Regions from separate parts of the Homo sapiens genome. Here region 2 is linked to region 1. A link is a loop called in an ENCODE intact Hi-C map of the cell type or tissue named here. Cell type or tissue: heart right ventricle. All regions are shown on one strand.

The links. Peaks named below come from ENCODE experiments on the same cell type or tissue, not always from the same donor. Only the 100,000 strongest peaks of a DNase experiment are listed, where the experiment ranks them.
Region 2: a loop joins it to region 1, with 6 times the contacts of the local background. A loop is called at or near these places in 36 of 110 quality-filtered maps.

What each region holds. Positions count from the first base shown.
Region 1 is chr12:117,208,546-117,216,545 of GRCh38, reverse strand. It overlaps NOS1 (nitric oxide synthase 1), which reads left to right. Exons shown (of 29, transcript NM_000620.5): 29 at 1,222-8,000. The coding sequence ends at 1,237. Among named protein-coding and RNA genes, the nearest start is that of FBXO21, 22 kb to the right of the region's middle. In heart right ventricle, a CTCF peak has its summit at 3,782 (motif pointing left); a DNase peak (open chromatin) is centred at 3,775; H3K27me3 peaks cover 3,138 bases.
Region 2 is chr12:117,584,592-117,592,591 of GRCh38, reverse strand. All of the region lies in intron 5 of KSR2 (kinase suppressor of ras 2), which reads left to right. Among named protein-coding and RNA genes, the nearest start is that of NOS1, 230 kb to the right of the region's middle. In heart right ventricle, a CTCF peak has its summit at 4,713 (motif pointing right); a DNase peak (open chromatin) is centred at 4,721; H3K27me3 peaks cover 3,612 bases.

The sequences.
Region 1 (8,000 bases):
TGATGGCACCACTGCACCCCAGCCTAGGCAACAGAGCAAGACCCTATCTCAAGAGAAAAAAAAAGGCCGGGCGCGATGGCTCACCCCTGTAATCCCAGCACTTCGGGAGGCTGAGGCCGGTGGATCATGAGGTCAGGAGATCAAGACCATCCTGGCTAACACGGTGAAACCCCATCTCTACTAAAAATACAAAAAATTAGCCGAGCGTCGTGGCAGGTGCCTGTAGTCCCAGCTACTCGGGAGCCTGAGGCAGGAGAATGGCATGAACCTGGGAGGTGGAGCTTGCAGTGAGCCAAGATCCCGCCACTGCACTCCAGCCTGGGTGACAGAACAAGACTCCGTCTCAAAAAAAAAAAAAAAATCCCTTTTGACGGGCCCAGTGGCTCACACCTGTAATCCCAGCACCTTGGAAGGCAAAGATGGGTGGATCACTTGAGCCTAGGTGTTCAAGACCAGCCTGGGCAACATGGCAAAACCCTGTCTCTACTAAAAACACAAAAGTTAGCCAGGTGTGGTAGCATGTGCCTATAATCCCAGCTACTCAGGAGGCTGAGACACAGGAATCGCTTGAACCTAGGAGGCAGAGGTTGCAGCCAGCCGAGATCACGTCACTGCACTTCAGCCTGGGCGACACAGTGAGACTCTCAGTCTCAAAAAAAAAAAAAAAAAAAAAAAAGTCCTTTTAAATGTTTCTCTTCCTGGCCAGTTGTACTTGTGAGCATTCATTCATTCATTCATTCTTTCAAAACAAGCCCCTGCTAGGTGCCAGGTCCTGTCCAAGACACTAAGGCTACAGAATAAATGAAAGAGACGGGCCGGGTGCAGTGGCTCACGCCTGCAATCCCAGCACTTTGGGAGGCTGAGGCGGGCAGATCACCTGAGGTCAGGAGTTTGAGACCAGCCTGGCCAACATGGTGAAACTCCATCTCTACTAAAAATACAAAAATTAGCCGGGCGTGGTGGCAGGCACCTGTAATCCCAGCTACTTGGGAGGCTAAAGCAGGAGAATCGCTTGAACCCTGCTGGGATTGCAGTGAGCTGGGATCGTGCCACTGCACTCCAGCCTGGGTGACAGAGCGAAACTCCGTCTCAAAAAAAAAAAAAAAAGAAAGAGACAAAGCCCCTGAGCCCAGAGCATGGGTGATTTTCTCTGGGGCACTCAGAGGAAACAGCAGCCTTGCCCTTGGGGCACTAACTGCCCCCCAACTTCTCTTTCCACAGGGTTTTCAGCTCCTAACTGGACCCTCTTGCCCAGCCGGCTGCAAGTTTTGTAAGCGCGGACAGACACTGCTGAACCTTTCCTCTGGGACCCCCTGTGGCCCTCGCTCTGCCTCCTGTCCTTGTCGCTGTGCCCTGGTTTCCCTCCTCGGGCTTCTCGCCCCTCAGTGGTTTCCTCGGCCCTCCTGGGTTTACTCCTTGAGTTTTCCTGCTGCGATGCAATGCTTTTCTAATCTGCAGTGGCTCTTACAAAACTCTGTTCCCACTCCCTCTCTTGCCGACAAGGGCAACTCACGGGTGCATGAAACCACTGGAACATGGCCGTCGCTGTGGGGGTTTTTTTCTCTGGGGTTCCCCTGGAAAGGCTGCAGGAACTAGGCACAAGCTCTCTGAGCCAGTCCCTCAGCCACTGAAGTCCCCCTTTCTCCTTTTTTATGATGACATTTTGGTTGTGCGTGCCTGTGTGTGTGTGTGTGTGTGTGTGTGTGTGTGTGATGGGCCAGGTCTCTGTCCGTCCTCTTCCCTGCACAAGTGTGTCGATCTTAGATTGCCACTGCTTTCATTGAAGACCCTCAATGCCAAGAAACGTGTCCCTGGCCCATATTAATCCCTCGTGTGTCCATAATTAGGGTCCACGCCCATGTACCTGAAACATTTGGAAGCCCCATAATTGTTCTAGTTAGAAAGGGTTCAGGGCATGGGGAGAGGAGTGGGAAATTGATTAAAGGGGCTGTCTCCCAATGAAAGAGGCATTCCCAGAATTTGCTGCATTTAGATTTTGATACCAGTGAGCAGAGCCCTCATGTGACATGAACCCATCCAATGGATTGTGCAAATCCCCTCCCCAAACCCACCCATACCAGCTAGAATCACTTGACTTTGCCACATCCATTGACTGACCCCCTCCTCCAGCAATAGCATCCAAGGGGCCTGGAAGTTATGTTGTTCAAAGAAGCCTGGTGGCAATAAGGATCTTCCCACTTTGCCACTGGATGACTTTGGATGGGTCACTTGTCCTCAGTTTTTCCTAGTCATAATGTCATACGAACCTAAAGAATATGAATGGATTAAATGTTAAAGCTTTGGTGCCTGGAAACAATATCAAGTAACAATATGATTATTATTTTTTTATTCCCCCAAAGCGGGCTTGCTGCTTCACCCTTGGGGATGAAATAATGGAAGCTGGTTAAAGTGGATGAGGTTGGAAAGAGTTGCCATAATGAGGTCCCACGTGGCTTCTTCGATAGGAGCCACAACTTGGGGTGGGAAGAACTTGTCCCTCAGGCTTGTTGCCCTCTGCAGTTGATCTCCAAAGTTTTAAACCTGTTAAATTAATTTTGACAAATAAGTTACCCTCAACTCAGATCAAAAATGGGCAGCCAAGTCTTCGGTAGGAATTGGAGCCGGTGTAATTCCTCCCTAAGAGGCAACCTGTTGAATTTACTCTCTCAGAGTAAATGGTGGGAAGGGATCCCTTTGTATACTTTTTTAAATACTACAAATTAGTGTCAGGCAGTTCCCAGAAAGAGACAAGAAATCCTAGTGGCCTCCCAGACTGCAGGGTCCCCAAGGATGGAAAGGGAATGTTCTGCTGGTTCTACCCTGTTTGTTGTGTCTTGCTATACAGAAAAACCACATTTCTTTTATATACTGTACGTGGGCATATCTTGTTGTTCAGTTTGGGTGTCTGCTAAAGAGGAAGTGCACTGGCCCTCTTTGAAAGGGCTTTACAGTGGGGGCACCAAGACCCCAAAGGGCCCAGGCCAGGAGACTGTTAAAGTGAAAAGGCAATCTATGACTCACCTTGCTCTGCCATCCCTGGCAGCCCCCACCGGTGTCCTGTTCCTGCCACATGGAGCTTGACTTCATGCCAGCTATAATCTCCCCTGCCTTCCTTTAATCCCAATTTCCCCTGCTCACTCTTCCACAGATATAAAGAACAAACACTTAGCATCCCACACTCACCCCTTCTAATCCTGAAGGGAAGCCCATTCTAAACTCCTTTCCTGCAAACCCATTTCCAGCTCCTAGTAGCTTTCCTCCCAAAGGCTTTCTTTCCAATCCTTTATAGCTTTGGAGACGCCTCCCCAATTCCCCAGGGAAGGAAACTGTTGTGTCCAATCCCCATTAAAGACAAATTGATCAGTGCTTCCCACTCCAAGTCAAGCTTTATGCAGGAATGCTTTTCCATCAGGGAATAAATACTTAGAAGCGCTTACAAGGTGCCAGGCACCTCCTTTCTGCATGTGCCTGCCTTTCTAGTAGCAGACAGATGGAAACATTGTCTCATTTTGTCAAGGAGTCCAAAGAAATGATTATAAAACCAGGATTCATCCTTCTTCTCCAGAAAGATTTTTTTTTAAGTAAACACCTTTCAATCCCCAACACAAGCTGCTTCACAACTCCAGGCTAGAAGGCAGGAGAGCGATCTGATGTGTTTCTTTCATTTGCCAGAATTCCTGATACCAAAAGCCTCTCTCTCTGTTGAGTAACCTCTCAAGGACCAGAGTGGAGTCCAGATTGTTAGGCTCAGATCAAGGGTGGGGAAATACTGCCCTCTCGTGGTGGCTTTTCATCCAGGCCTCGTAGCCAACCGTTTAAGTGCAAAATAGAATTAAGCAATGGGTAAGCAAAATAGGGTTGACAAGATATTTGGGGGTTATTCGGGTTATGGCCCATTTATTTCCCTCTTCCCCCTGAATTGACCAGTAGCAGCTCCAGCCCCATTTCACAAAAGTGAGTTTGGCCAGGAGGAATGAGACGTCTCCTGAAATAGGAACACCGGAACATCATGCTCACCTGCCATCACTATGCATCCAGTTCCCACAGCTTGTGTCGTGAAAGAGCAGAGAGATGATGTTAAACTCCTTGGGAGGAGAGAGGGCTTCTTTTGGTTTCCCTGGAGTGAGACAGCCAGGTGTCTTTCTTTTGCGGGGGGACACTTCAGACCCATCAATATGGAATTTTGGGAGCCGACCTGAGTGCAAATCCTAATTCTGCCCCTGTTGGTGCAGATGGCTGTGGGCGGCTCACTTGACCTTTTAGAGTCTGCATACCCACCTGTATAACAAGGTGGATTGAATGAGACAATGCCCACGAAATGCCCAGTTACAGTACCTGGTTCAAAACTTACTGCATTTTAATTTTTCACTTAACTTATAACATGTCTTGCTTCTCCAGTGTGTGGAAGGCACCGGGCAGTTTGCAGAGATAAGCAAAACACAGTTCCTCTCGTGCAGAAGGTTAGAATCTATTTTTTTTTTTGACAGAGTCTTGCTCTGTCACCCAGGCTGGCGTACAGTGGTACGATCTCAGCTCACTGCATCCTCTGCCTCCCCCAGTTCAAGTGATTCTTCTGCCTCGGCCTCCTGAGTAACTGGGACTACAGGCGCCTACCACCACGCCCAGCTAAGTTTTGTATTTTTAGTAGAGTCAGGGTTTCACCATGTTGGCCAGGCTGGTCTTGAATTCCTGACCTCAAATGATCCACGCACCTCAGCCTCCCAAAGTGCTGGATTACAGGCATGAGCCACCACGCCCAGCCAAAGGTTATAATCTGATGGAGAGAGACACCCGTCTTGGAACTGACATAAATTTCTGGGGTTTGAGAAATGGGCGGGATTTCACTGGTAGCTTCTGGAAGGTAAGAGTTGTCCAGGAATTGGGAAGAGTGAGAGGAAAGGCACGGACAGGGAGCATGTAAGATAAATTGAGGCTGGCTTTGGAAGGCTGAGGAGGGTGAGAAAAGGTGGGCTGGGACCAGACCGTGGGGAGAGGTGAGTGGCATTACAAGAAATTTAGGCTTTATTCAGAAGGCAACAGGGAGTCCCTAAGAATGTTTTTCAAAAAGGGACATTAAGGCGATTGGAGTTATACTTGGAAAAGAAAGTTCTGGCCACAGTACAGAGCATGGCCCGTTGAGCTGTTGGGGGGGTTATTGCTGCAACCAAGGCTTGAGTGAGGGAAGAGGCGGATGTAGTGATAAAGAGACTCCAGGAACTGAATCAGCGTACCTGGCACCCCATCCATTGTAGAGGGTGAGAATAAAGGAGAAATTAAAGCATCTTGCAGGCTGGGCGCGGTAGCTCATGTCTGTAATCCCAGCACTTTGGGAGGCCGAGGTGGGTGTATCAGTTGAGGTCAGGAGTTGGAGACCAGTCAGCCAGTTAGTAGAAACCCTGACTCTACTAAGAAAATACAAAAATTAGCTGGGCATGGTGGCATGCGCCTGTAGTCTCAGCTACCTGGGAGGCTGAGGAAGGAGGATCGCTTGAGCCCAGGAGGTGGAGGCTGCAGTGAGCCAAGATTGTACCACTGCACTCCAGCCTGGGTGACAGAGCAAGACTCTTATCTCAAAAAAAATAAAATAAAATAAAATAAAATAAAACATCTTGCCCCTAGCTGAGAGAGAGGTCTCTGAAGAGCAGGCTCAGGGAAAAGATGAGTTTTCAGAGCTGATGTGATAGTCAGCTTCTCTGGAGTCAACAGGGTGAATCCTTCCCAAGTCCAGCCATGCCCAGATGCCCGGAGGGAAAACTGACCCCCAGCCAGTAGACATTGGCTAAGAACACAGAATCTTCTGACCAAACACGCTTTCAGCAGCTGCCTGCTCTGGACTTTGAAAGAGGTCAGGTCTTGCCCTAAGCTCAAAACAAGTGAGAGGTGTCCTGACCTAGCTCATAGGGCAAATGGTCCTAATAGGATGGGCAATCCAGATGCCTGAGCCCCTTCACTCCGACAGCACCAGCGCCTAATGCAGCCTTTTCATTCTTGCCATTAGGAAATCTGTGGACTTCTAGCCTGTGTTTTAAACCAGCCATGTTTCCTTGTATATTTCCCTACCCGCTGCCCCACATACCCAGCATGCCGCTGTGGCCACCATGTCCTCAAAGCCTTCTGTCTGTATCAGGAATGTAGTCTGAGACTGCCAGGAAGCAACAAGGAGAGAGAAACACTAACTAGTCTTCCTTTATAACCCATTCATACTCTCTGGCTGTCCCCAACCTTCATAGTCTCCTGCATCCAAATGTCCTCTTTGGCTCAAAAAGTAGGCCAGGCATGGTGGTTCATGCCTGTAATAGCACTTTGGGAGACTGAGGTGGGAGGATCACTTGGGGCCAGGAGTTTGAGACCAGCTTGGGCAACACAGCGCAATCTCGTCTCTACTAAAAAAAAAAAAAAAAAAAAATTAGCTGGGCATGATGGCATGCTCCTGTGGTCCCAGCTACTTGGGAGGCTGAGGCAGGAGGATCACTTGGTCCCAGGAGTTTGAGGCGACAGTGAGCTAGGATCGCACCACTGCACTCCAGCCTGAGTGACAGAGCAAGACCCTGTCTCTAAAAAAAATTAAAATGAAAGACCAGGTGCTGGGATTAAGGAAACACAGGTCTGAGGGTCTGAGGGAAGGGGCCTGCCTCCCAGGGAGTCAACATAGATGTTCCCCATGAACAGGGATTTGACTTTGGAGGCCAACCTGGCCTGGCCTCTGCCCTTTATCTCACACTCCCTATCCTTGGCCCACTGCCAGTCCCTGCCTTGTGGCAAAGGGGCCCCAAAAGAAAAGCTGCCCTTCCCCAAATGTAAGGACCCAGGTACACTTTCACCCGTGGAAAGCAGTGTCTGTCGAGAGTCTGTTTCCTATTAATACTTATCAAAGCCATGTGCGAGGGAGGTGGTCAGCTGTCAATATGCCTTAGTATGTTTATATGAGTTTGTTTTGTTCTAAAATACCCAAACAGTTCTGGTCAAGCGGGGCTATGCCCGTCTGGCCCAAAACACAGTCCGTTATTAACGAGATGGCCCTGGCAGGCGGGAACAAATCTGCCTCCATGCACTGCTTCCTGTAGTCTTTTAGAAAGTAACTCCAGGACATCGAAGTGCCCAGATTTGACTCCTAAGTTCTAGGAGACTGTAGCGCAGGGTCTGTCAACCTTAGCACTATTGGCATTTGGGGCTGGGTAATTCTTTCTTGTGGGGGCCGTCTTGGGTACTGTAGGAAGCTGAGCAGCATTCCTGGCCTCCATCCACAAGATACCTGTAGCAGTGTCCTGCCAACGGTAACAATCAAGTATGTCATCAGACATTGCCCAATGTCCCCAGGGGGCAACACCCCTCTCTTGGACTTCAGGGTCAAGAGAATCTCTGCTGGCTACCCCAGGACTTCTCATTATAGATTTCCTGGAGCACGCAGCAGAAACTTTGCCTAGCCCAGTGGTTGTTTCCATTATCTGCTGCCAAAGTGGGATTTGAGGGTGTCCGGGGGAGGGGGCATGGGGAGGGCAGTATGCTTTCAAAAACCCCTCCCAGGCCAGGCGTGGTGGCTCATGCCTGTAATCACAGGACTTTGGGAGGCCGAGGCTGGCAGATCACTTGAGGCTGGGAGTTAGAGACCAACCTGGCTAACATGGCAAAACCTCGTCTCTACTAAAAATACAAAAATCAGCCCGGCGTGGTGGCGGGCATCTGTAATCCCATCTACTCGGGAGGCTGAGGCAGGAGAATTACTTGAACCCAGGAGGCAGAGGCTGCAGTGAGCCGAGATGGCACCACTGCACTCCAGCTTGTTGACAGAATGAGACCCTGTGGAAAAAAAAAAAAAAGCCCTCCCATGCCAGAACAGAGGATGGCAGTCTGTTTCAATAAGACACTGTGTCCTTGGTGTTGGTTCTGATTAAGACTCACTGAGATCCAGTGCTCTTGAGCTGGGTCTCAGTCCCCTCCCATGTCCTGTGCTCTGCCGCCACTGTTTTCATTGTTGTGTTCTCGTTGTGATTGTTAAGACT
Region 2 (8,000 bases), 380 kb before region 1:
AGGCTGAAATAAATCACAGGTGATGACTCTAGGATTCGCATTTCTCACTGGGAGAGGGAGGGATGTTATCACTGTCCACACATTTGATTTAGAGCAAATTAAGGGGATCCTAGCTTGATGGTTACCTGCCAGGTCTCAGACACCAGGTGGTGGTGGTCTTTTCAAAAAGGGGAAAGTGGGCCAGGCACGGTCGCTCATGCCTGTGATCCCAGCACTTTGGGAGGCTGAAGTGGGAGGATCACCTGAGGTCGGCAGTTAGAGACCAGCCTGGCCAACATGGTGAAACCCCATCTCTACTAAAAATACAAAAATTAGCCAGTCGTGGTTGTGGGTACCTGTAATCCCAGCTACTAAGGAGGCTGAGGCAGAAGAATCACTAGAACCTGGGAGGCGGAGGTTGCAGTGAGTGGAGATTGCTCCATTGCGCTCCAGCCTGGGTGAGTGAGACTCCATCTAAAAAAAAAAAAAAAGTTGGGGGGAAAGCGATTTTGAGGGTGAGTATGTGAATATTAGAATAAATACATTAATATATCTTCACTAGATCCTGAAGGTTTTTCTAGTTTAGTATAACCTTTTTTTTTTCGAGACAGAATCTCACTCTGTTGCCCAGGCTGGAGTCCAGTGGCACAATCTCAGCTCACTGCAACCTCCACCTCCTGAGTTCCAGCGATTCTCATGCCTCAGCCTCCCAAGTAGCTGGGATTACAGGCATGAGCCACCACACCCTCCTAACTTTTGTATTCTTTTTTTAGTAGAGATGGAGTTTTGCCATGTTGGCGAGGCTGGTCTTGAACTCCTGACCTCAAGTGATCCGCTCACCTCTGCCTCCCAAAGTGCTGGGATTACGGACGTGAGCCACTGCATCATTTTTTTTTTTTTTAAGCAGGGGTGGGACCAGGTGGAATGGGTGATGGAGGAGAGTGATGGTGACAACTTTCCTGTGATGTTGTCCCTCACATCCTCTCCAATGTCCTACCTCTAGCCGCCACATACCAGCCCTTCATCTGCTTTGCTGCCATTGGTGCAGTGCCCTCACCACTCACTGGTCCTACCAATATCAGCTGCTACCTGGAGACACTCCTAGCAGGGCATCTCCTATCTCTATCTCATCCGTCACCACCACCACTGCCTCCAATTGTAACTTAGAGAGAAGACTCCCCCAGGTCTCAGCTATGTCGTGCCGCTTTATCAGATGCAGGGGCATTTCTTCCTCTTCTGCCTGGGATCAGCATGTTCCTTCCCCTGGAGGAAGACTCCTCCAGGTCTTCTCTCTGCTTTGATAGAGTGACAACTAGAAAATCAAATTCTTTAATCCAGACAGAAGCAGTGAGAGGAAAGAGTTAATTTTTCTTTTCCTCTGCCCCCATGAGTTGACCCAGATTTCAGAAGTTGCATGTAGAGACATTGCCCCCTCATGGACTATTCTACGAAGAGACAGTGAGGGGTTGAAAGAACACAGTCTTGGGCTATCATCTTGACTGGGCTGCTTGCATGTCCTCCTTTTCTGGCTCTTCTCTTCTGCAAAACGGGGATCAAAACAATGCACCTCACAGGGTGCTAGGATTAAGTGGGCAGTGGGGTGACACAAAGTGGTTATACGTATTTTGGCTTGGAGACTACAGACCATTTGTGTAAGGATTCCTACCATGTAAGTGGCAGAAGGGGATCTTGAATCCTGGTCTTCTGGCTCCATGGAAAAAATCTTTCTGCTGATTAGCCAAGAAAATGAGTTTCATAGCTCTAAATCAGGACTTGGCACACTTTTTCTTTAAAGGGCCAGGTAATAATTATTTTTTGTTTGGTGGACCATACTGTCTCTGTTACAACTACTCCTGTTGTCATAGACAGTGTGTCAATGAGTGGGTGTGGCTGTGTGCCAATTAAACTTTATAAAATTAGACAATGAGTTGAATTTGGCCTGAGGGTCAAGTTTGCCAACTCTGGCACTAAGTCATAGTCCGTACAGAGCTTTGTCATGTTCTAACTGATGTGTTAAATTCAAGAGGCAGAGTGATGATGACAGTGACAAAAACAATAATAACAATACTACATCAGGCACTTGGCAGAGCACTGTTCCAATTATATCACCCCACTTAATCCTCCTACCAATCTTATGAGGGAGATACAATGACCACTTTTTTTATAGGAGAAACCGAGCCTCAGAAAAGTAAGAGTACCAAGATCCCATAGCTCGTAAGTGGCAGAGCTGGTGTTTGTCACAGGTGTGCTCACGTCAAAGCCCCATGCTCTCTCTCCCACACTGCACTGGGCAAGTTGATTGCCCTTGAGGCCCTTCCTGTTCAGAAATAAAGTATGCTACTCTGTCTCCAGAGGAGGTCCACACTCAAGGTCTTGTCTCTAACTTAAACTCCACACATGCATGAATTGCATTGACCCTAATACTTGCATTCCTGCAGTGGACAGGAACTGAGGCCATAGTCTCAATAGCTTAGCCATTGCCCATTGTTTTGTCTCAATGTCATGGGAGCCCCAGGAAACTTCTCTGAAATCCCTGTATATGATCTCTTCCATCAAGAATCCTTGCTCACCCCTAGCATCTCTTATCACTGTCAGTCCCCTCTGCCTTATTTCTTCCCCGATGACATGAAACCAAAGCCCACCCTGGTCTATGCACTCACCAGTTTCAAGGGATTCCAGGGAAGCCTCCATAGCCATCAAGGGCCCCAGATGATGATGTTTGGATCTTGGGAGGTGAGTTATCATTGTTTCAGGGAGAAAATTATGTCCAACTCCATGAAGAAGCACTTGGCCCTGAAGCATCATGGAGCTGTAACCTTTAGAAACTGCACATAATTAAAATACTTTCAGATCTGATATATTTGAGTTGGATATTAAAGCAAATAGAGTTATCCTCTGCTATGTGAATGATATCATGAGCAGCTTTAGTCTAGGATTGGTTGGCGCCTTGGATAAATCAGTGGGATTTTAGCTGGTGACTGGCCTGTGACTCCAAAGAAAAGTTTAATGATCTAAGTTTTATTAGTTTCAGTTACCTTTAGGCCCAATGAATTTGCTAGTTGATTTGAATGCAACACCTCTGCTGAGTTCTCACTCAGTCTGTCATGTCCCTGGGCTGGAAGCTTAAGGGCAGTTTGGAACTTCCAGTTCCTTTGTGGTATTTCTGAGGATGAGCTCTTGGGTTCAAACCTGAGCTTTAGCACCTAAAAGGGAATTATGGAGACTAAGTGAAATAATACAACTAAATCACATAATCTAGGTCCCACTGGGTAATAGGTGCTTAATAAAAGTTAGCTATTATTTTTAATAATATTATGTGCTCAGAGGTCTTTATCTCCATGGAAACATTTAGGGTAGAGTAGCTCCTTATTTATCCAACAGGGTTTAGCGATTCAAAGACTGCAATAAACTATTTCTTGTGGTCCTTTTCAACTCTAGACTGGCATGGCTTTTAAGATAATTTTTACATTTATCTCAGAAGGGGACATGGTATGGAGCTGGATAGAAGGCTTTAATTTTATAGGAAACTGGGTTCAACTCTAGAGTTCATGATATTTGGTGAACTTTAGCTATATGACTTTGAACAATTTAGTTATCCTTACTTTCCTTATCTGTAAACTATGGATACAAACTCATAAGATTGTGTGGATTAAATGAAGACATAGCTGCAAGATACATACGGTAAATATGTCTGAGCATTGCTCTCATGCTCAGAATACTCTGTGTGCATTATCCCACTTAGTCTTCAAACAACACAATGAGGTACAGTGGGCACTGATATTTACTCACAGTTTTTGCCTGAGAACACTGAAGCTCATGGGGTTGTCACTTGCCCAAAGACACACAGCAGGTCACATCCCACATCTACCTCAATTTGCCATCTGTGAAACAGTTATAATGTGTACTTTCTTCCCTACCACACAGAGTATTTTGAGGATAAATAAGTTCAGATTTGCTCTGAGTCTGATAAAGTTATCTCTACGATCTCTCAGGGCCATGTAAGTTTCTCATTAATCGGAAAAACACCAGGTTCAGCCAGGACTTGACTATCGGTCCATTCATTTGTTCATTCATTCATTTGTCCATTAAACACACATTTAATATTCTTAGAGCAGATCCTGAGCTCAACACTTGGGGATACAGTGACAGATGAGACCCAGGCCCAAACCCCAAAAGCTCCCAGCCTAGTATCGTTTGTCCCCATAGCAGATAAATCGCAAAGAATAATTTTTTAAAACTGGCTTTGCCTTCTTCCCATGGCTACCTTTTTATCCTCCCCTGCTTGGGTTTGGGAATGCAAATCCCATGAAAATTTCTTCAGGAACTGTCCTCTAAGATCAGTCTATGCCACAGCAGATATTCCAGTGCTACAAGTTGGTAGGTTTGGGACAAAACCCTTCTTTATGGCCAAGGAAGTAAAAATACTCTGTTGGCTTCTGAAAAATAATACAGGCTGTGGGGCCAATGAGTACACCCCCTTTGCTTTTCCCAGGGACATGGAGGAGTGATGGGATGTGGATTTTTTATGAGGGGCTGTGGGTGGGATCATGATAGCTCCGGTGGGAAAGGCCTGTGCTGGGAGAATGACCTTGGGAAGGAATGGTCTTGTCAGGGTTAGAGCTGTAGCATTGGACCTGGGTAGGGGTTGGGGTGATGGAGCATTGATGCAGGGATAGGGAGGCGGGGAGGCCCTCCCTGTTTTTTCCAGTTACAGCCTGGCAGGCTATTTTCCCCTCGACCGCCAGAGGGAGCTCTTAAATGCATACTGCCCAGCACAGCGTCCTGCTGCTTCCATTCTAACGCACATCGGGGCTCCCATTGCCTTAAAACAACCCCAACGTTGGTACGGTTTCATTTTCCTCATGGACTCTTATTTCTTGGCTCATTTACTTTCTGATTTCCCCCTGTAGACTCTAAACTCGGGAAACATGGTTATCTCGTTCACCGTATCCCCTTGAAACCATGCCTGGAACAAGATAGGTGCTGTGTCAGTTTCCCATGGCTGCTGTGACAAACGGCCACCAACTCAGCGGCTGAAAACAACACAGATTTATTATCTTACAGTTCTGGAGGTCAGAAGTCCGAAATGGATGCCAATGGGATTAAGATCAGGGTGTCGGCAGAGCTGGTTCCTTCTGGAAGCTCTAGGGGAGAATCCATTCTCGCCTTTTCTAGTTATGTGCCTTGGCTGCTGTCCCCCCTCCTCCTTCAAAACCAGCAGTTGCATCCCTCTGACCTCGGCTTTCATTGTCATGTCCACTTCTCTGACCTCTGACTCTCACCCTCCTCCCTCCATCTTATAAGGGCCCTATGGTGACATTAGTTCCACCCGCGTAATCCAGGGTAACTTCTCCATCTCAAGATCCTTAACTTGATCACGTCTTCAGCATCTCTTTTTGCCAGATAAGATAACATACTCCCAGGTTCCAGGGATCAGGACGTGGGCATCTTTTGGGTGGGAGAGGAGCATTATGCTATTACATCACTTCCCAGGCCTCCTTGGTCCTTCCCAGACAGAGGTAGGTAGGAGGCCTTGGCAGTATAGGATGGGTTGAGCAGGGTGTTGGAGGGAACTCTGGACTAAAAGCATCCAGTTTGTTTCTGTCTGCAGTTTAAATCCCAACTCAGTCACTTATCAGCTCTAGACAATTGCATATTGCTTCTAAGCCTCAATATTCCCATCTGTGAAAGGGAGATGAAATTCACTTCCATTAATTGAGCCACAGCTCAATTAAAAATCCCTGTTCTGGCATTTACTTGCATTTACCTTGGGCAGTCGGGATAACTTTTTAATTTCCTTGTTGAAATGGCACTAATGATCATGGCTGATACGCTATGTGTGTGTATACTCTGTAGTGTTTGTATTAATGGGATAATATATGTCAAGGGTCTGTCTGTTTGACAGTAGTGCTTGGCACACGGTAACACAGCAGACAGCAGATTTACTATATTTTTCTTTCTTTCTTTCTTTCTTTCTTTCTTTTTCTTTCTTTTTTCTTTTCTTTCTTTCTTCTTCTTTTTTTTTTTTTCGGAGTTTGGCTCTTGTTGCCCAGGCTGGAGTGCAATGGCGCGACCTTGGCTCACTGCAACCTCTGCCTCCCAGGTTCAAGTGATTCTCCTGCCTCAGCATCCCGAGTAGCTGGGATTACCGGTGCCCGCCATATACAAAAATAATTTTTTGTATTTTTAGTAGAGACAGGGTTTCACCATGTTGGCCAAGCTGGTCTCGAACTCCTGACCTCAGGTGATCCACCTGCCTTGGCCTCCCAAAGTATTGTGATTACAGGTGTGAGTCACCGCACCCGGCCCTATTTTTCTTATTTCTTATTTTCTTCTTTCTTCTCCTCCTCTTCCTTTCCTTTATCGTCACCCATTTTTACCTGTGTCTCTGTGTATATCCTCACGTATTTTTCCCATGCCTAGCTCATCCGTCAGGGAGCTTTCAAATTCACCAGGTCAGAGCCTGATTTTTCATCAAGAAGCTGTGTGTGGTGTGGATGCTTTGTTAATGTTGGTTCCTGCTGTTGGGCCTTCTGTTTGTCCCTCTGACTGCTAAGGTGATTCCAAAGACCAGGGTTCCTGGCTTTTCCCTCTTCTGTGCAAAGCCCCTTCTGGGCAGATGCATTTCTCAGAAGACATCAACAGCAAGACCTGTGCAAGGGGAGAAGAATCCTCCCTCCTTCCACCTCTTTCTCTTTCTATGCACTAGAAATGAAAATATCTACGGAGAAATGTCTATTATTCTACTCCTGAGACCATAGGCACCAGGGATGCACAAAATTCTGCCTCTGTGTCTGCATGACTTGTTATCAGAAAATTAGAGTAGAAAAGAAGCTTTTGTTCAGCTATGGAGACATCTTAATAGGTGCTTTGATTGTTAAGCAGAAGTTTCTGTATCGGTTTAATTGCTGTAAATGTCGTTTGCCTTCTCTGTTATGATAAGGCCTGGATTTTCATATATTTTTTCCCCTTCCCTTTCAACAGTTTTCCATTGCTTTAAGGCTTGCATTGGCAAGTTTAATAAAATCCAAACGAAGAAAGCAAAGAGAGGATCTCAAAGTTCAAATCTTCTTGCCCACGTAGGAAGCTGTGTGGAGGTTATTATTGCTTGAGACTAATGATGCTGCAGCCACTTAATGCAATTGACAGAATTCACCCCTTCAACCAGATATTGGGAAATGAGACCAAACTACTAAACTTAATTACATCTATTTTTTGAAGGGAGCTGTAATTGAGAATAACTGAATAACTAGGCTATGAACCTAATAGTGAGATGTGCTTATAATAAAAGAGGATTTGTTCTCTGCTGAGTTGAGCCTCAGAAGCACCATCTGGGGGATTTTTGATGGAGAGGTGGTGATAATAAGGGAGGGAGTTGGCTAGACAAGCAGAGAAGCATCTAGATCAGGAATTCTCTACCTTGATGCTATTGACATTTTGGGATGTTTAATTCTTTATTATGGGAGTCTGCCCTGTGCATTATAAGATGTTAAACAGTATCCCTGCTCTCTCCCCACCAGATGCTGGTAACACACACACACGCACACACACACACAGACACACACAGTGTGACAACCAAAAATGTCCCCAGACATTGCCAGATATCCCCTAGGGGGAAGAGCACTCCTCTGGTTGAGAACGGGGGTGCGGGGGCTCCTGGAAGACTTTCAAACAATTGCAGAGTTATTCATTGAGAATCTGCAGGTGCCTGGCTGTGTGGCCTTTAGCAAGTCACTGCACTTCTCTGAGCTCCTTTTGTTTTCCTTTGCACAACGGGAATAATGATAGCCTGACCACACAGAGGGATAGCTTCCAGGTATAAAATGCATAGCATAATCCCTAGCACCTACTGAGTAATCAATAAACTTGATGTTTCTATTATAATAATCTTGGATTCAGCAAACATGTATTAAGTACTTTGCTTCAGGCACGATGCTTTGAGGTGGTGATGGAAAGATGAGATGTGGTTCCTGCTCTTGCAGAGGTGGAAAATGTATGTGGACCTGTTGGTACAATCTTAT